Linked DNA regions of Mus musculus: all the other regions are linked to region 4. Evidence: chromatin loops called from intact Hi-C (ENCODE). Cell type or tissue: heart. All regions are shown on one strand. Region 1 overlaps Il16 (interleukin 16). Region 2 holds the start of Stard5 (StAR-related lipid transfer (START) domain containing 5). Region 3 has its middle 4.7 kb from the start of Gm39043. Region 4 holds the start of Tlnrd1 (talin rod domain containing 1).

The links. Peaks named below come from ENCODE experiments on the same cell type or tissue, not always from the same donor. Only the 100,000 strongest peaks of a DNase experiment are listed, where the experiment ranks them.
Region 1: it touches region 4 in a loop (10-fold over the local background); 20 of 42 quality-filtered maps call a loop at or near these places.
Region 2: it touches region 4 in a loop (4-fold over the local background); 2 of 42 quality-filtered maps call a loop at or near these places.
Region 3: a loop joins it to region 4, with 7 times the contacts of the local background. A loop is called at or near these places in 20 of 42 quality-filtered maps.

The regions. Positions count from the first base shown.
Region 1 is chr7:83,657,962-83,662,961 of GRCm38, forward strand. Il16 (interleukin 16) reads right to left here. Exons shown (of 19, transcript NM_001360087.1): 12 at 2,837-3,324. Among named protein-coding and RNA genes, the nearest start is that of Stard5, 28 kb to the left of the region's middle. In heart, a CTCF peak has its summit at 2,386 (motif pointing right); DNase peaks (open chromatin) are centred at 944 and 1,430.
Region 2 is chr7:83,629,811-83,634,810 of GRCm38, forward strand. Stard5 (StAR-related lipid transfer (START) domain containing 5) reads left to right here and starts at 2,207. Exons shown (of 6, transcript NM_023377.4): 1 at 2,207-2,329; 2 at 2,926-2,975; 3 at 3,320-3,452. The coding sequence starts at 2,231. It overlaps Gm16638 (predicted gene, 16638), which reads right to left and starts at 2,031. Exons shown (of 4, transcript NR_166697.1): 1 at 956-2,031. In heart, a CTCF peak has its summit at 2,801 (motif pointing right); a DNase peak (open chromatin) is centred at 2,071; H3K4me3 peaks cover 2,640 bases; H3K27ac peaks cover 2,341 bases.
Region 3 is chr7:83,806,836-83,811,835 of GRCm38, forward strand. No RefSeq gene overlaps it. Among named protein-coding and RNA genes, the nearest start is that of Gm39043, 4.7 kb to the right of the region's middle. In heart, a CTCF peak has its summit at 2,365; DNase peaks (open chromatin) are centred at 2,496, 3,046 and 3,566; H3K4me3 peaks cover 643 bases; H3K27ac peaks cover 2,349 bases.
Region 4 is chr7:83,882,049-83,887,048 of GRCm38, forward strand. It overlaps Tlnrd1 (talin rod domain containing 1), which reads right to left and starts at 2,293. Exons shown (of 1, transcript NM_030705.4): 1 at 1-2,293. The coding sequence starts at 1,173. The coding sequence ends at 85. It also overlaps a transcript of Mesd not described here. In heart, CTCF peaks have their summits at 2,224 and 4,873 (motif pointing left); DNase peaks (open chromatin) are centred at 283, 913, 1,793, 2,393 and 1 weaker place; H3K4me3 peaks cover 3,458 bases; H3K27ac peaks cover 4,616 bases.

The DNA of each region.
Region 1 (5,000 bases), 220 kb before region 4:
GAGATGGTCACTCGCTGGTTCAGAGTGCCCCAAATAGGCAAAGCTGGCTGGCTACCAGCCCCAGGGATTTGCCTGCCTCTGCCTTTCCATGTTGGTCTTGTGATGTTGTTTTTGATGTGGGTTCTTGGACTGGGCCAGGACCTTATGGTTCTCTGGAGCTCCTTTATTGATTAGTTGTCTTCTCAGAACCCACATTTTACCTTTTAATCAACACCTCTTACGTTGCATTATCTTTGGAAAAGGTCTTTTAAATTAATCCCAAACTTAATTTGATTTCTACACAAAATTTATTCAGGCAAATGTTCCCTGGCTCAGCACTTGGTGAATGAGGGGAGAGGGAGGAGGTAAGGCAAGAGGATGAGAGATGGGGACTAATCAGAGAATACAAAATCATTTTCTTAAATGTGAGTGGTATTTTAAGACAGTGTGGGTGCCCACAGAGCTCCCACAGAGGCCGGATTGGGCATCAGATCCACAGGAACTGGAGTTACCGGTGATTACTAGCCTCCGTGTAAGTGCGGGAATGGAGCTTGGATCTTTTAGAAGAGCAGCCAGTGATCCTGAGTCATCTCTCCAGGTTCATGGGAAGTATCTTGAAGGTCATTTGGGTACAGGAAATTGGGTTACCTTCAGTTACATTAAATGTAACCTGTCGTACATATCTGCTTGAGAAGGGTCTTAGGACCCTAGAGAGAAAAGACTACAGACAGAAACAAGAGAAGAAGGTAGGAAAAAAGAAGGGAAGAGGGAGAAAAGGGAGAGAGAAGAAGGGTTGAAAATGGAATCACAGGCAATAAGATCCATTGAGAAAGGTCTGGGAGTGGCCAAGGCTGTTAAGAATGGTGTAGAAGGTCAACTGCTTCCTGTTTTCTGTCAGACTAGAAGCCTGTCTTTGTGATCTCTCTGCCAGCACAACAATGCTCTGTTGGTTGAGTGAATAAGTTACAGAAGGGTCTACTGGCCATGTGGGATGATGCAGAGAGGACAAAAGAGCAGCCACAGAACGGCCTTTGTGTTAGTGTGGACCATATTGCTGGTGTGAACAGGGAAGGAAGCCAAAGGCAGGGCAGATTGCTCAAGATGTGGGATGCTGAACAGAGAAATCAGAGAGAGAGATAGAGAGAGAGAGAGAGAGAGAGAGAGAGAGAGAGAGAGAGAGAGAGAGAGAGAGAGAGAGTGCACATGCTCGCACATACATGTGTTTATATTTGTCTGTGTGCTGTCTTAAATACCTTGGCTCCTTGCCTGGCCTTCCCTACAGAACACCTGCTTCCTCCCCTGGCTGTCTTACTTGGCAATGCTCCTTGCCCGACATGTGGCCCCACCCAATCAGGAAGCCAAAGAGATTCATCAAGGCACCTGTTCTCCTTTCCTGGGTCTGCAGGAGGAAAGCAAAATGTCTACCCTTTCAACATTTCCTTCTGGTTTGCCTTCTAGATTCTGCCTCAGATCCAAATGAAGTGTTTGCTGAAGGGGGAGTCAGGGAAACACATTCACAGGATACCCCGCCCTCTCTGGTTGCTAGTCAGCCCGGCACGTTCAGCTGCCTGAAAGTCTGTACTTCCTGTTTGGTAACACAGCTCCTCCTTCACTGTGTCTTCACCAAGGAACTCAAGAATTTCCTTCCCCATCCACCTCACTGAAGCTTGTCAATGGGCAGTTTGACAAATCTCCTGCTTTCTTCTAGGGGATTTCCAGAGGCCTTACTTCACCCCTAGCAGCCTTCACTGCACGCCTCAGCAACACAAACTTAAGTAAGTTCTTCTTCTGTGAAACTGGGAATCTCACCCTCAGACCCGGGGAAGGATGAACTAAAACAACGTGCGTGAACATATCTAGCATAATGCCTATGGTGGTTTGAGTAGGGACAGCCCTCATAGAGTTGTGTGTTTAAGTGCTTGGCCAATAGGCACTGGCACTAGTAGGGAGTGTGGCTTTGTTAGAGTAGTTGTGGCTTTGTTGGAGGAAGTATGTCACTGTGGAGGCGGGCTTTGAGGTCTTATATGCTCAAGCTATGCCCAGTGTGGCAGTCTCCTTCTGCCTGTAGATCAAGATGTAAAACAAAGCCCCTCCAGAACCATGTCTGCCTACCTGATGTCATGTTTTCCACAATGACAGTAATAGATTAAACCTCTGAAATTGTAAGTCCAATTAAACGTCCTTTATAAGAGTTGCCATGGTCTTGGTGGCTCTTCACAGTAATAGAAACCCTAAAACAGTGTCCTTTGTTGAAAGGGCTCAAGTTTCAGCAGCTGCCTTCCTGTCTACCTACCATCCTTTGGGTGTAAAGCTAGAGGAAGAAGCTCCAAGAGAAGTTATGGTGCTGGAGTCTTCAATATACGGAAGGGAAGATCTAAGTCTCACAACAGCCTGTAGAGGGAGCCACTCAAAAAGCCCAAAGTAGCAGCTAAGGACACCTAGACTTAGAGAGGATGGTTTCCGAGTCTCCCCACCTCCAGAAGGCAAAGTTAATTTCTCGCGAACATCTTGTACTCCCACAAGCAATCATTCTCCCTCTGCTTTAGCTATTGGGGTGACTACTTGTGGTTAGCAGAGCATCTCAGATTCCTGGACTCAGCCTCCCCACCACAAAGTAACCCTGCTGCTGATACACCAGCGCGTGAGCCATGTGACCCGCGAGTGTTACTGCCAACAGTTGGCAGGCCCGGAACTTCCGGTTTGGTTCTGCGAAGCTTCATATGTCTCTGCACAGTGAGCTTAAAGAGAGTGCTTCTCTATGCCAGAGTACAGGAAGCCTGCAGACATTTCTAATGCTCAAGGGCAGCAGCTTTGCATGTTGCAGGGGACACACGTCCCACTGAGCACACCCTCCTACCTGGCTGCAGGTGGGCAAGGTGTGCCCAGAAGGGTCTGTGACCTTCTCTTTCTCCTCCAGTTTCTTCTGAGGCTCGCTGTCATTTTTAAAGTATTTTCTGGGTGGAGGCTTGGGTTTGGAGGATGTCGGCTTTCTCACCAAAATCTCAAAAGATTTCTTCAGTCTCAGTGGTGGGTGGCTCTCTCTTTCCAAGCTCTCAGGAAGGGGTGGGCTCTCCTGCTGAGGCCTGGATGGGACCCCTGGGCACGGCTCTTGCTCCTCCCCTGGGGACAGGCTGGGACTGTGTGTGCTGCCTTCCCTCTCAGAAGGCTGTGGCTCCGCACCTGCACTGCAGGGACTTCCCCCTGGTGACCCAGACATGTAGCTGCTGTCACTGCTGGATCGGACCATGATCTTCTGGGCCCTTCGATGTGGGGGCGCTGAGTGCTTCTCACGTTCTTTCTCCAAGGTAGGCCGCCCATGCCAGCTGCTCTCCAGCCTTTTGACACCTGCATGGTAAGCACAAGGAAACATTCAAACTGAGCCTCAAAAGACCAGGTGGACCACAGGCAGCACCCTGTGCATCCAACTGCTCTAGTAGAAGACTCGTAGCCTGGGTAGCCTTGGGTTCAGACTCCGATGAGTTTTCTAACGTTGAGTTAAGAGCATCATTCAACCTTTCTGAGCCTGCATGTGACAGCCACAGGGACACACCACTCATACCACACAGCATTACTATTCATGCAAGAGCTCAGTGCCCCAATTGTGGGAAGACTGGTGAGCTACCATGCCAATGTGGGAGGGATTTTAGTTTCAGGGTCTGGTGGAGGTGAGGGCAGTTTATACAGATCTACCCATTCCTGCCAACTCATTCTGACTTGAGTAGATCATGCTAGCTGCAGAGCCCCAGCACTGTCTGATCTCAGTTCCACCAAACTCTACTCCTCTATTAAACTCCCTCTATAGGAGCAGATCCCAAGGAAATCTAAATTATATCTTATGTGCTACGCGCTATCTGGGATGAGCCTAACACTCCACTTCTGCTTGTGTGAAAGGAGCTGCAGTTCTACCTGCTAAGCTCTCTTTGAAGTTCAAGAGCAAAGAAAGAAAACATTTGGAGGTGCTTTGAACCTTACACCTGAAGGGGTACCATCTTCCAACAAAAGAGGGGCAGATGCAGCCCGCCTGCCTCCCTTCCTTTCTTACTCCACACCCATGGTTTCCTGAACAGTGGCATTGGCACATCTCTAAGATGCTTTCTAGTTCTTCCTAGTGACAAATGGTCACAGGTACCCCTTTCTTGAAGCTGCAACTCAAGGCAATGGGAGCCACAGAGACCTAGTGACTTATGGATTCATTCAGTAGAACCAGGAGAGCTAAAGGGACCCTTATGAGAAAACATCAAAGTGAGTGAGACTCCAGTCCAAACACACTTTAAAGGAAAAGCTTTTGCTCTATCTTGGTCACAGAATAACACATCTTTATTTGAGAGACCTAAATCACTGAAGGAAGGCATAAAAGCTAACATCCCCCTGCATCTGATCATCTTCTCCTCTTCCACTATTAAGAACAGCGAGTGACAGTGTTGGGGATGGGAGGGATTCCCTGTCACTCCCCTGTGCTTCTGTGCATATGGGATGTGTAGAGCCCTGAGTAGGACATAGCGGAAATAAAATGGGGTCCTGCCATCTCCTCTGAATATTTTCCCACATATTTCAGCTTCCTTGACAATATCAGGTTGTCCTTGCATATGGATGTTCCAAGGTGACCTGGCTAATGCCCAAAGGCTAAGCACAGGAACCACCTAGCAAGCCAGGTCCCTGACCAGTTTTTCCATGGACTGGTAACATGACTGGCAAGGCATCTTCCAGGGCCTTGCTTATTTTGATAATATGTACATAAAAATTAGATGTGAGGATGTAGTGAAATAATACATTACATTAAGATTAATTAGTAATTACCAGTGCTTATTATTACAGAGTAGGGACTGCAAATTTGAAGCCTACTGGGGCACTATCTAGGCAAGGCCTACAGCTACCTCTGGCAGACAATGAAAGGGATGGAACTGACTGCGGAGCATCTGCCACTTTTAAATTTGCCCACGCAGGAAAAAAAAATGTGAGCCAAATTTCCCTGGCAGGCTCCTGCCTTTCAACTATCATCTAGTATCAAGCACACTTACCAA
Region 2 (5,000 bases), 250 kb before region 4:
TCTCTCTCTCTCTCTCTCTTGTTATACTCTGTGGCCCTACATAGCTCATTATGTATAGCAAGCAAGCAACAGACTTGTGGCAATCTTCCCTCCTCTGCCTCCTGAGTGCTAGGATTACAAGCATGCACCACCATGCATGGCTTCCAAGCACAGACCTTTGTATTCACAACACTGTTGCCCTCATGAGTTGAAACTCATATATTTGGCTTGCTTACCTGCTGTAACAGATGACCATCTTAAACAGTGATCACATTTAGAGAAAGATAAGAACGCACATTGTATTCAGTTAAGCTTTAAATCTATCCATGTCCCTCCAACAGCAAATGGCTGTCAATGAGAAGAGCTGCCTCCTATAAAGCCATGTGGTTAGACCCAGTCTGGCCCTCTGCTCTCTTGAGCAGTCCTCCAGGGCCCAGCCTCAGTTCTCTCAGCTGTGTTACATGAGTTTGATGGGAACATCATAACCCACATAATGGGTATCTTAATGCATTGGCAAATAAGTTAGTTTCCATTACAAGGGCAATTGTCCGTGCTTCTGTGTAAGTAAGATTGTTGTGTTGAAGAGAAAGTTAATATGTACCTGTCAATATGTAACTGTTCATGTGTATCACTGCTTGGTTTGGGTGAGAGCATGCAAGCTCTCACCCAGTATAGAAAAACCCTTTCTCGGTACTGTGAGTAAAGCAGGTACTAACAAATCTTGTCCTGTTTGTCCACTAAACAGGTCCCCTTGTTTGATCTGTAATTCCCTACAACCAGGGTTCTGCATCTTTTTGTATCATGGTCATTTATTTTGCCACAAAGCATCTCTCCATGTATGATGCTTTCTTTTTTTGCTTAAGTTTTCTTAACAGTTCTTAACAATTTAAAGCCTTGTTTAAAGAGCCAAACAGTTGACTTTTAGTCAAACCATATCTCAACGTTATCTCGGATTATCATTTATGATTCTACTCACCTTTAAAGTACGGCAGAGTGAACCATCTATTTTATGACTCTCAGAAGAATTCACATGCTCTTCTTCATGGACTCTTCACAGTAGCCCAGGGAGATACATGTTATTATAACATTTCACGTCTGTGAAAATCTCAAAGATGTTTAGAGTCCTGCCCAAACCTACATAGTCAATATTGGGACTGGAGCTCCAGGTGCCCAATTGCTTTCCCAGCCAGCCAGCCCCTCTTTTCTTCCAAAGGGGACTTTCAAGTCACATCCTTCCTTGTCTTTGGAGGAAATAATGGAGAGGTTACAAACAATCAGTTGGAAATAGGCTTGAAGAGGAGAGAACCTGGGCTGCTCTTACAGAGGGGATACCAGTCCACACTCTCCCACGGGCCTGGTTGCCTCTGTGTTCAGAAGTTGCCAATAGTCTGCTTATTTATTTGCCTATTTAATGATGCTGGGATAGGGCACATGCTGGGTGAGCATGCTACTATTGCACTATGTCACTAGCCCTCTTTCTACTTCTTTTATTTTGAGCTGCTGGCCTCATTAAATTTCCCAGGCAGACCTTTAATGAGTGGTCTTCCTGCTTCCATGTCCAGAATCTGGATTATATCTCTCAAGGGAAAGCTGAGGTCTCCACCTGGCGTCAATGCATAGTGCTGTCTGCTGGATATGTATATCTATCAAGAGCTCCCTGGGTGTCTAGAACTAAATAGATCTGACATTGGTTTCAGCTTCTTCCTCCACCCATTCGAAGTTGTCTCTTCCTTTACTCAGAAAAGGCATTTAGCTACTCAAGGGGGAAAAATAAAATAAAATAAAATTGGGAATCGCTTCGGTTTCTGTTATCAGAAGCAGACATTCCTGTGCAGGCCTCCTGAACTGACACTGGTGTGTACCCCTCCTGCCTACCTCCACCTCCGGCCGGCTCCTCCACATTCTCCGGGCCACCCTGCAGAATCCCACTACGAAGTTGTTTGCACGGTTTCACTGGGGGCCGAAAGCACCTCAGCACCAAGGGGTAAACATCCAAACTCCTTAAGCTAGCTGGTTCCTGCCTCTGCCCAAAGCCTGCAGTGGCGGAGAAGGAGCTGCCTGAGACCCGCCCAGAGATGACGCTTACTGCGCAGGGCGGGCCAATATCAAGAAAGGACGGAATTGTCTGAGAGCGAAAACCAATTCAGAAAGAGAGGCGGAGCTCGGGGCGGGGCTCCAGGCTCCGCCCAAGGCCCAGCTTTCCTCCCAGCAGAACCTGTGTGGCACAGCTGGGAGCCTGCACGTTGGCGGAATGGACCCGTCCTGGGCCACGCAAGAGAGTGAGGCGGTGGCAGAGAAGGTGCTCCGGTACCGGCGGGACGCGTCGGGCTGGAAGAAGTGTCGGGAAGGCGTGAGTGAGGGACTGGGCGGGAAAAGGGGTCTGGAGACTGCTCGCAGGGTTTGGAGTCCTCCAAACTCCTAGGCTTCTCCTCTCCCCGAGATTATCCGCACCCTGGACCCCAGAGGTGGGTTGAGAAACTGATTCCACTGCGGGTTGATGCTCTCTGGGACTCCTGGAGGTCTCTGCCCCTTTCATTTCGAAACCCACTCAAGGTCATCTGACTGCTAGGAGGTTAGGATTGGATCTGAAACTCCAAGTACCAAGTCTTTCCTCCGTTCATTGTTGCACAATCCCTCTCCCAGGGAGTGACAGGGAAATAGTTTCCTTCCTTGGCGCTTCTGATTTAAAAAAAAAAAAAAAAAAAAAAAAGCCTTAAATTGCTTGAGAAAACAAAAAGTTCTTGGTGGCATTAAGGCGACTGGAGAGACTCCCACAGCTCCAGGAATCAGCCAGCCAGGATCGCTCTGCTCATCGCCTGCAGTAGGGGGCAGTTACCCCAACTGTGCCAGGAACAGGTTGGGTGACCTTGGGGAATCAAGTCTTGAGATCTCCTCTCCAAGACTTCCTCTAGCTCTAAAATTCTACAATCCTATGCCTTTTGACAGAATGGAGTTTCAATTTCCTGGAGGCCATCTGAGGAGTTTCCAGGGAATCTGTAAGTGCGCACTTTTAACAAAGTCTGTCAGAACCTTACTCCCGTCCTGGTGTCTCTGGGGTTGCATCATGAAAGATACCAATCCGCCCCAGCCTTCTGTGATCACTAGTTACCTTCCAGAAAAGCATTAGCTTGTGTTTTGAATCGTTTCTAGCAAGCTGTGTTCTGTGAGGACTTTGTACCTGTTTGTTTATGCAGGCTAGAGGGGAGATGGGCTAGCATATTTTAGGCCGTTTTCTGTCAGCAAGTCCTAGAACCAGAACAAAAATGTAATAGACCTGAGATAAAATCCTAAGATAAACAAGTTTAATTGACTCGGTGGATCAAATTCCTCTCCATTCTAGGTACCGAGGAGAAGGGATTCTGTGTGGGACACCAGAAGAGGTGTGGGATTGCATAAAGCCAGTTGCTTCGGGCCTCCGGGAGAAGTGGGATGATAATGTGAGCAGCTTTGAAATTGTCCAGAGCATCACGGATGTAAGTGTCTCTGGCTGTGTTATCTGTAGTGTCTTGTCTTGCTGCAACACCCCGACCCCACCTCTCTGAAGAGGGATCTATAACATCTGTAGGCAAGAGGAGTGCCATGCAGACGAGTCCAGCCTTGTCCCTGGCAGGAAACAATGTGTCTCTGAGAGACTAAGAAACCCTCAGCAGAATCTACAGACTATAGCTGAGGAATTGCAGGGCAAGGCTTGGCCTCCCCAGACAAAGAGGCAGGCCTGGATTTACACCAACAGATCTAGTTTGAAGCATTGTCTCTTAACAGAGCCACTTTGGTCCTTTGCCCACAGCGGGACCACTACAAGTCTCCTTCAGGAAAGCGTTCATCCTGCAGACCAGCCCTACCCAGCAGAAAGCCTTGGGATACAGCAACGTTGCTCTGCCAACTGCCTTGTCTAGTGTGGCAGCCTCAATTCCATGGGGCCATAGAGCATGAAAAGGTGGCTGGTTTGAAGAAATGAATTATTCATTTTAACAAATATAAATGTAAATTCAAATAGCCACGTGAGGTAGGAAGTGTTATGGGAGACAGCTCCGATCTTGATGGACCTGTCCTGGCATCACCTACAACTGTAAGATCGTTGCTTCATTTTTGACTATAGAAAACTCAGAAGAATAGAAAATCACAGTGGAAACAGATGTGCAAGTAACTCTGGGTGAGCAGACCTATGTGGTTTGAATGGCATCTTAGTGTTGGCTTCTAGGCTCTGTCTGGCGCTATCATGTCTGGTGCTTACATAAGCAGGTTGCATTGTGAAACCTTGCAGTGTTTTGCAAGCTGTGGAGCCAGGTGTCTTTGCTCCGACCCAGAATCCTCATTTCAGTCAGTCTGTTATCCATAGGAGTTTATGTCAGAGACAGAACTGAAACACACGGTGACGATGATGCCGTGTTTCAACTCTTCTTTCAGCCCTCTGGTACCAAGAAGAGGAGAGTGAACCTCAGGCACTAATGTGCCTTGGATACTATTTAGCTGTTGCTTTCCCCGTAAGAGATGAATCGGCGCCCTGGGCTGGGAATCTGACTCTAGCAATTCCGCGTGTAATTTGAAGTTACCTTTAATTTATGACAAGTTGTTCTTTCTTCTTTCTTTCATTTTTTTCCCCATTTACAGTTAAATAACTTCCTTTATAAAAGCCAGCTGGTCTAAGTGGAAACATTTGAGAAACCACAATAAATTGATAGGATTTTCTTATTCTGGATTAAGTGAAACCAGCATCAGAAAAGAAAAAAATAAACAATGCAAAGAGTGTATACAAATCATTACGCATAAATGGTGAAGTTGAGCAGCCCTTGGTTAATACCTTTTGTTTTTGTTTTTGTTTTTGTTTTTGTTTGTTTGTTTGTTTTTTCAAGGCAGGATTTCTCTGTATAGCCCAGGCTGTCCTGGAACTCACTTTGTAGACCAGGCTGGCCTCGAACACAGAAATCCGCCTGCCTCTGCCTCCTGAGTGTGGGGATTAAAGGCAAAGTCTCTTGATGAGTCTGGAGCTTACAGGTCTAGCCAGCTTACTCCAGCAATCC
Region 3 (5,000 bases), 75 kb before region 4:
TTTAACAAACTTCGGTTTTAAAAAGGCTTAGATATAAGACATTTAGAACAAATTCTTCTATGCATTTTCCCTCAGGTTATGAGTTGCAATAACTATCCTTCTAGAACCTTTCACTTAGGCTCAGAAGGGAGCTCTGTTTTACTCTTGGCTATGTTACATCCTTTATCACAGCCAGTGTTGCACTTGTAGGAAAGAATGTCTTCCTCGCAGCTCCTGGCTCCCCTCACTTATCTCCCTCTACTTTTCAAGTCAGGGCAATCTGACCTCATGTCCTGCCCCCATTGTTTTTCACTGCATGTGACTCATGCACACCTGCCACGGACATCAGTTGGGAGCGAGGCTAAACTCTATCACTACCCTTCTGATGAGATGCTCATTTGTCTAGAAAAGTCTCGAATCTGATGTCCCATGACACATTGAAGTCACAATTCTCTGTCTTTAAAAACTTGTGCGTAAGTTCCAGGTTTCAGAACATGTGTTCTCGACAGGAAATACACATCAACTCCTTGTCACAAAATATGGTGGAAATGTCTGGGTGTGGTGAGGCAGACCTTTAAACCCAACACTTGGGAGGCAGGGGCAGGCAGATCTCTGAATTGAGGTCAGCCTGATTCACAGAGAGAATCTCAGGACAGCCAAGACAACATAGAAAGACTCTGTTTCAGAAAAACAAACAAACAAACAAACAAACAAAAACAGAAACAAATGAACCAATGGAATAGCAACAGCAGATTCTGCCTGCAAATATTCCATCTTTTCTGTTCTTAGATCTGCCTCCACTCCCTTGCTTGCCCCAGTAAAAGGAGCTTGGGATATCAAGATGACTGCCTTGGGAGGGAATCTGGGGCACCTGAACAGGAATGGGGAAGACAGAGTATGAGGCTCACTAGAAGCCACAATCAAAAAACCCTTTTCTGAAAAGTCAAAGTTATCTCTGTCACACGCACATCCCTACCCACTCGTAACAAAAGATCAGTCCACTTTGGTGTGCAAGGCTCTTGAGCTCCATCTCTGTTCGCCTGCCTCTTCTGCTAAAAGGTTCTGGATCCTTGCTGCCTTCAGAGAAGCTGCCAGCATTTCTGCAGGCTAAAAGCTCCCACCAATGGAGCTTTCAGCATTCGATTAAACATCAAAACCTTCATTGTCCACGTTGGCATCATCTGCTCCTTTCCTGTTTGAAACAACATCTAGTGTTCATTTCTTCTCTAAGAACCTGCCTATAAGATACTGGATGAAGGGAATTCGGAAACCAGCTCTATCACTTGCAGGCTAGGTGACTTTGTACGTTCTTTTCCTCCTCCATCCCTCTGCTTTCTTAGCTGGAAATAGAGATTGTACGGATGCCTACTTCACTCCTTCACTTCAACTGTTAAATGCCTTAAGGCCTGTGAGTGGATCTGAGCAATGCTGGGTTCATCCTGAGTGCTCAGAGTTGCCTCGGCTTTCTTTGCAATGATGTACTTCTCTGGGATTCAGTCCTCTAATGACCATGCTGCCATGGGGTTGACACTTTTAATCTTTCAAATCCATAAGTGCCCGGGCCTGGCAAACCTGAATTAACCTTCCTTTAGCTGCCGCCGCTCCCTTCACTTCAGGGTGTTCTGTGCTTATAGAATTTCCATACTGTATTCAACCTGAAAGACAAAGTTCTTCCCTACCAAATTATTGTCCAGTTTAATGACCTAGGGCCAACTTGACTTCTGATCCCATCTCCTGTCTTTTTTTTCTTTTTGAGATTTTATTTATTTATTATATGTAAGTACACTGTAGCTGTCTTCAGATCTCATTATGGATCGTTGTGAGCCACTATGCGGTTGCTGAGATTTGAACTCAGGACCTCCAGAAGAGCAGTCGGTGCTCTTATCCGCTGAGCCATCTCACCAGCAACCCCATCTCCTGTCTTACGATTTAAGCCCTGGGTCTTGAGATATCTGTAAACTATGCCAGGGTCCCTTGTGTTTTTCTACCAAGGACGAAAGCCTGTCCCTGTCCTCAGCAATCAAAAAAAAAAAAATCTATCAAATTGCTGGGACCCAATTTTCTGATTGAGTTTTTATAGTACAGTATGGATCACCTTCCTCTAAGTTTCCTGCAAGAGATCTTGTACAGCTACTGGCCTAGAAAACCTGAACTTGGCCGCATCTCAACACTTTCTCTGACCCAGTTCTAACCCATCAACTCAGGGAGATCACAGCCAGTCTTCCTGATCCTTTCCCTGTGTGCGAATATTGTAGGCCCATTATTACTTGTGCTAAATAAACCTGGACTTCTTGGCACACTTCTCCTGCCATGTGGCAGAGTCATTTGTTGGCTCAGTTCGGGAGCATGGCGAGACTCAGTAGCAATGGGATGCCAGTCTCACCCTAGTGTTCCAGATGGTACTTGCCGCCCCCAAGTGTGCCTGCAGAGCTACAAAACCTTTTGCCAAGGAAGGGAGCCTTGGTGTGGCCTACAACAACACAGTGAGGTCAGTTGGTCAGGTGCATACTTCAGATTCCTGGAACCGATCCAGTCATTGTCTCCACGCTGAGCTTCGGAGGGTGCCACTGCTCATTAATCAGCATCCCACAGCATCCCTGCCAGAAGAAGCAAGGACAAGCAGAGGCACTGAGAAAGATCAGGGGACAGCTCCAGGGGGATCTGCGAGAGGACCAGTAGTTCCTGGCTCTTCCATTATGAATGTGTGGCCATGGGCTAGCAAGTTACTGTTGCCCAGAGTCCCCAGAATCACCTCTGAGACCACCAAGACTTCATACCACCATCAGTGCTAGGTAAAAATTAAAAGTAGAATATTTGGCAGAACAGCACATGTGTCTGCCTCTAACCCAGTGCTGCTTCCACTTCCTCCTCCTCCTCCTCCTCCTCCTCCTCCTCCTCCTCCTCCTCCTCCTCCTCCTCCTCCTCCTCACTGTTATAACTTCTGCAGGGAACCCGGATGGATCAGAAGTTCCTTGGGGAAAATTAGCATGACCTGGTACAAAACAAAGCCCACAGAACTAAGTATCCCCCCAAGCTACTTCCTCAAACACATTAAACTGGTATCAAGTTACTGACTGGGTAGTTCGGACTGGCTCAACCAGCCCTCGGTTTGAGGAAGTGAAAAGAGGAACCACTGTCTTTGGGAAGGACAAAAAATTGGGAACCTAAGGAATACACAAAGGCAAGTTTAAAGCCTGGAAATAAATACCTGGCAATGGTAGGTGTTTTTAGAAGATCCCAGGTTGGGAAGGTGGCTGGGTCAGTAAAGAGCTTGCTGCTCAGATATGAGCAGTTTCTAAGCAAGTAGATATTCGGCTCAGAATTTTGTACTCATGCCAAGGAATGGACCAAAATTCCCCTTGACTCTCTATTCTACAAGGAACCAGTGCTCCTCCCATTCCTGAATAAAGTGTTCCAGGAGGGGCAGAGGCCAGTGTGGGAAGTCTGGCAGGAAGATGTCTCCTTTGACACTTGAATGACAGCGCAGCTCTCCGGGCTGGTTCTCTCGAGTGACCCTCTCCTCTCCCCGCTGGCAGGCTTCTCTCTTCGGAATAAAGGATAGGGCAGGGCTCCTCTCTGGTGTCTGCGGCTGGAGATAAGTCCTTGATGACTCCAATTTGGGAGATACATTTCCTATTTATGAGGAAGCCACGCACCCCCTGCCCCAGCAGGAGGGACTGGTCTCCCACCCTTGGCAACAGTGGGAAGTGACTCCACCCACCCTTCCCCAGCCCTGGGGGATTCCAGCAGTTGAAAGGTCTGAGCTGGAAAGATAAACATCACCGCTTATCCCTCACTCCCTCATTGTTCCCCTTGGAAAACAGAAAAGGAACCGGGAAGGGAAAGAGGCTGCACGGAAATCCATCCGTGGGGTTGCTAAGGGAAACAGCCTAAAATGGTACTGGGGGGATCCTCCCTTCCTCCTCTCTGACACCCTCATCCACCCATTCAGCAAAAGAAAGAAAAAAAAAAGAAATCCCAAACTTTGCTTCCTACTTCCAAGAGGAAGCGTCAGTCCCTAGGCCCTGTCTCAAACCTTAAAGTCACAAAGTTAAGTACAAGATTGCCAGGGGAGACCTGATTTTCTGTTACTTAACAGCTCTGTAGCCTGGTTACCTGTTCCAAAAAAGGGAACCTGCTAGCCTGCCTCTCTCTTAACTTTGTTCAACACAAGCGCGGGAATCCTTAGCCTCAAGCAAATGCTTCCTGTGTTGTAAGAAACTCAACTCTTAATGCTCTTTCCAAATGCAGAGGGCGAATTCTTTGTTCCCCTACAAACCCTCATTTGAACTGTTTTCTCTGTCGGAGAAGCTCGGCTGCTGAAATCCTTTCCATCCTTCCTAGCAAATCCTGAAATCTCTCTCTAAGAAGCCAGCGCCGTTCTGACAGATCATGGCAGAATCAATCTCCTCTCTACTGGACTCCTCAGCCTTCTGCTCTTCACGGCTCTCTGGTTTTAATTAATTAAGGTTTAATGTTATTTTATTTTATGTGTAGGAGTATTTTGCCTGCTTCCATGTGTGTGCCTGGTACCTGTGGAAGCCAGAAGAAAGTGATACAGTTACCTAGGCCTGGAGTTACAGAGGGTTGTAACCCACCCTGTGGGAGCTGGGAACTGAATCCTGGTCCTCTAGAAGAGCAGCTAGTGCTTTTCACTGCTAAGCCATCTTTCCCACTCCTGTTGTCAGGTTTGTGGCACAACCTGAAATTCAAGCTCTTTACATACCAGCCAGAACCCTCAACAGACCAACTGATTCATTTATGGCCAGAACCATTTCCTCACTACACCCATTGCCTGGCACTCAGCCTGGGCCATGGTTGTGGTAGAGGTGACTGTAAAAAGGGTTAGCGCATGGTGGCACATCCCTTAAACCCTGCACTCCGGGGAGGCAGGGTAGAGGCAGGAAGATATCCGAGAGTTTGAGGCCAGCCTGATGTACATTGGGAATTCCAGGACAGCCCCGGCTATATTGTGAGACCTTGTCTCCACATTAAAAATGAAAGAAGAAAGCAGCAGCAGC
Region 4 (5,000 bases):
AGAGGGGAGGGGTTAAGTGTCTTCCTTTAGCCTGGGGTGGAAAACAGGTATAGGGGCTGGGGTGGGGGTGGAGCGTGGGGAGTGCTAATTCACAGAATTGGAATTCACTGGCGGTAAAGTCCTGGGTGAAGACCTTTCCCTTAAAGCCTGAGATAGCAGGGTGCAGCCTTCAGACACGGCGCAGGCCGAGTTCCTCAGCCTCTCCCTGTGGTCCGACATCTTGGCGCTCCCATCTGGGTGCTGCGCCAGATCCCTGAGGCACTGGGTCAAGAGCACGCAGGCCGACACCACACTCATGGCACCTCCCAGGATGGCGGTCTGCACCGCCTTGCCCTCAGTGCTCACGGCAGCTGCGCGACCCAGGAATTGAGGCTCGGTGGCAAAGCCCACCAAAGCGCTCACCGCCTGCACCAAGGGCCCACTGAAGAGCGCGCAACGACTGCGGGCCAGCTCGCTGGGTGCCGCCTTCACTTCGCGTACGCATGCTAACAGCGCGGATGCACTTGTGCTCATGCACTTGACGCCCAGCTTGAACTGTTCGCGAGAGAAGCGGTCCCGTGACTTGTCACTGGCCAGGGCGCACGCATCCGTCAGGAACTTGAGGTTTCGAGACAGGCCCTGCGACACCTCCAGCAACAGCTGTGGGGTCATGTCCGCCAGTGGGGTGGCTCGCAGCACAGCACAGCCTTGTTCTACCTCGTGGCGGCAGCGTGTCACACGGTAGCGGTCCACAAGGCCTGGCTGTGCAGGTTGAGCGCCCGGTGTGGCCACGGCTGCCAGGTAGGCCGCATGTGCAGAACACTCGGTCAGCGACACCACCAAGTCGCCCAGTTCCACAAGACTGTCTCCCGCCTCTCCGAAGCGGCCCATGTTGAGCTGGCTCTGCACGTCGTGGGTGAGGATGGACAGCCCCTTAGTGCGCGCGATGATGGTGTCCCGGCACTGCTCGAAGGACTCCGCACCAGCGCCAGGGGAGGCGGGGCCTTCGAAGAGCACCGGCCGCGCCTCGCTAGACAGCAGCAGCAGGTCGGCCACCAGCTGCATCTTGCCCTTGCAGTGATCACAGATAGATACCAGCCTCTTCCGCGGCTGCGAGCTGGCCCCGCCGACGGCGCTCCCAGGAGCCGGAGAAGCCGCCTCGCCAGTGGGCTTCCCGGCGCTGCCGCTAGCCATCGCGCCCAGGGGGCACTGGCATGCCGCTGGGGAGCCCGCTACCACCGCCGCCGCGACTCAGCTGGCCAGGGCCGCGCTGCCTTCCGCGCACCATCATGCCACCCACCGCGGCGGGCACAGAGATCCGGGTGGCGGCGGCCGGTGGCCGGGCGTCGCAGGGCGGGCCCAAGCCCGCGGCAAGCTCTTCGGGGCGCTGTGTAGCTCGCGGGAACCGTGAGCCGGGGCACGGCAGACTCCTAGTCCGCGCCCCTCTTCACTAGCCTACCAGAAAAGTCCCCGCTGCCGGGCTGTCGCCACCTTCCTGGGCATGGCCGGCCGGGCCGCCGGAGCGGAGAGGGCGGGACGGGGAGGCTGGGAGTTGTCCTTCCTTCCTTCCTTCCTTTGAAATCAAAATCCTCTGCTCCTAGAGGAGCGCGGGCGGCGGCCCCGGCAGGCTTTGCTGTCAGCCGCTGCGCTGCGGCTATCCGGCTCAGCAGCGCACGTGGGCTTCAGGGGCGGCGACCCCGCCAGACGGTACAGGCTGGCGACGGCGGCCGGAGCTGACGCCCGGGGGCGCGCGGCCGCATCTCCTGCTCCGGCTCTTAGGGCGCTGGGCGGCCACTGGGCCGAGGGCGTGGCTGGCTCTGTGGCGGCCGCGCGGAGTCAGTCGGGCGGGAGGCTGCAACGCAGGGTGCTGGGCGGCCGCGCCTTCCCGCCTGGCGGTTCAGAGTGCGCGGCCCGGCGCCGCGGCGGCACGCCCTCCCCTCCTGAATGGCCTGCGGCCGGCGACCGGCTGTCGTGGAGATTCCATCTGTGTTTCCCCGCAGAGCCCGCGGGCCCCGCGCATCCGACGCCCCAGGGTGGTCGGCTCAGAAGGTGAGCGCGGCGTCGCGGAGGCCGACCCGGGCCCGGACTCCTGCCATGTTTGTCAACCAGCAACTTCCGAGCGACCTCCGAGCAACTGAAAGGAAGGGAGGAGACCGCAGGCCAGGGGACACCCGCCTGCCCGCGCACGGTTGCAGTTTTCGCCTCCTGGCGTCCGCCTCGCCCCCGGCTCGCCGCCGCCACCTCGGCCGTAACCTCCCCGGAGCCTATAGGAATCTTTTGTGTGGCGTCACCGCCTTTCGTTTAAATCCCGCTTCCTCCTCTCGCCCTTCCTCCCGCCCCCTCCGCCGATCCCGGATGCTTGCGCGATGCGCTGCTCCTCCCCCGGGAAGCTGGGGGCCGTGGGAGGACGCCGCGCCCAGCCCCGACGCTGCGGCCCTGGGGCCGGTGGTCCCTGCATCCGGAGAGGCTGGGAAGCGTGTGTGGTGGGGAAGGCCCGCCCTCGCTCCGCGCCCAGGCGCTGTGTATACCCTGGGGACACCGGGGCGCAGCCGCTAGTGGCCTTACGTAAGCTCTCAGCATGCCCCAGGACTCGATGCTTCCTCCCTGCCGAGGGAGCTAGTGTAAAAGGTGATCTGTTTTGCTTGCTTGGGGAGGATGCCACTCATTACTCCCGGGATCTCCCCACCGCCTCCGGATTCCAGTCACCTCTGAGATTCGATGACTTTTGCAAGCCCTCCTCCGCCCTTTGTTGTGTTGGACCCTCTCCTGTGGGTGGGTTTCCGTGAAACAGTGAAAAGGAGCTCTGATCACGCTTGAGTCCCCACAGCTTGTTTGACTCAGTGATAGACCCTCCCTGAGGTTGGTCTTACCCCCCCCCCCCCCAGCCGTTTAGGAGTTGTGTGACCTTGGGCAAGTTTTCTCTCCCAAGTTACTGTAGTCAGGTAGTGTATGGTGACCTCGGTTCCAGCTGGCTAGAATTCCAATGTGCCTTGATCAGCAGTTCGCCCTTTCCTGACTCCATCTATATAATGGAATAATAGCAACCATTGTTAAGTAAAGAGCCAGTCTCTGGAGGTAAACACTGTTATCTCTGGGTTACAGGCTGGGAAACTGGTGGCCCAGATGGCTCCCCGCCCTGTAACGAGGAATTAAACGGAGGACCTTGAGCTACTGTACTTTTTATTTATTAATTTAACTGTGCAGACAGGCTTTGAACTTCTGGCGATCCTCCTTCAGGGTCTGTAGTTGGTGATTGTAGGCCTGTGCCATAGGGCTTTGTGGCCAGGTGGACTAAGTGACTCCCTAGGCTCTTAACAACAGCAGTGGCTAAAAGAGAAGGTCCCCTAAACCCACTGGCCACACCCACTCCCTTTCTTTGTGCAGACCTTGTCTGCCAGAAACTCCTGGAACACCTGGGCCTCCTCCCAGTAAAGCACTCTCTCAAGAGCCCTGAAGTCTTCTGCTGGTGCCCAGCACTGCCAGTGTGTGCTCAGCCAATGGAAATGTTTGTTCTTCTGTCTCTTCGTAGGACCTCCACGTCCTACATTTTTAAGCCAGTTATAAGTGTTATTTATAAGTTGGATGGCCTCAAATTTATCGTCCAAACCCCAATAGTTTACAGAATAAATTATGAGTCAAGTTATTAATATAAGTTAATGAGGAACAACCGGTAAAAACCTGGATAGCCGCCCTACTCATAATCAAAAATAATAATTAAAAAAAAATGCCCTTGCAGATGCTTTAGATTTTAGGTGAACCAACTGTCTCTGCAAACTGAAGCCAGTAAAACCAATGGCTCTCTTAACAAGAATTCTATAGGGCTACTTCCTCCCTGGTAACCCAGGAATAGCAGTGAATCCTAAAAAATAGTTTCCTTAACTCTGAGAACCTAAGAGAGGGACCAGTAAGATAGCTCAGCAGGCAAAGGTGCCTGCCACCAAGGCTTCGTTTTTCAGATAGTGTCACTCTTCCTAAACTGATCTTTCCAGGTTCTTTCTTGTTTACCTCCTGCCATTGTTCACTTACAGCTCAAACGCTGGGTGTCTACCATGTGCCAGCCCTTGTTCAAGGCACTGCGCTTACACTATAGATTGTAATAGAGCAGCCTCTGCTTGTGAAGATAAGAGTCCCGGAAGGGAAGGTTCACAAATAAGTGCTCCCAGTTACTGTTTACTCAGTAAAAGCACAGGACAAAAATGGACAGCAGATCAACCACTGCATACTAGCCGGGCAGTGATGGCGCACGCCTTTAATCCCAGCACTTGGGAGGCAGAAGCAGGCAGATTTCTGAGTTCAAGGACAGCCTGGTCTACAGAGTGAGTTCCAGGACAGCCAGAGCTACACAGAGAAACCCTGTCTCAAAAAACCAAACCAAACAAACAAAGTACTGCATACTAAGTGTTTAGGTCATGTTAGGCAGAATTATGCATTCTGATCAGTGCTAGGGAAATCGAGGTGACCTGCAAACCAAAGCAGTGGAAACCAAATCTAAGATCTCCCTGTTCCTTCTCACCTTGCTCTTCCTGTCACTGCTGGATGGGTAGGGGGTTGGGAGGTTTTTTTTGAGGGGGGAGGTACTGTGCCCAGCACCATCCACCTTCAGAAAAGTTTCATCTTCCCTGACACACTACCTGTGAAATAACATCTCTCCATTCTCTCTTCTAGTCTCTGGCCATTACCAACTTCATCCGTGAACTTGATGATTTGAAGCACTCCGTTCTTTTGTGTCTGTCTTATTTCATTAAGCATAATGTCATTGAGGTTAATCAGTGCGATAACGTATCAGAATGTCCTTTTTATAGGAAATAATATTCACTTGTATGAACTTTAGACATTCATGGTATACCCCCAGAATTTGTGGACAAGCAACCAAGCTGTCTGTGGTATACAGTGCCACCCAGTGGTTGGTAAGGAGCAGTCTTGGCCATATCATAACTTTGGACTTGGGTTTCTTGGTTTTATGTTTGTGCTCACAGGTGGACAGTGGTCTCAGATGATCTTTCTTACACATTTGCAGACAC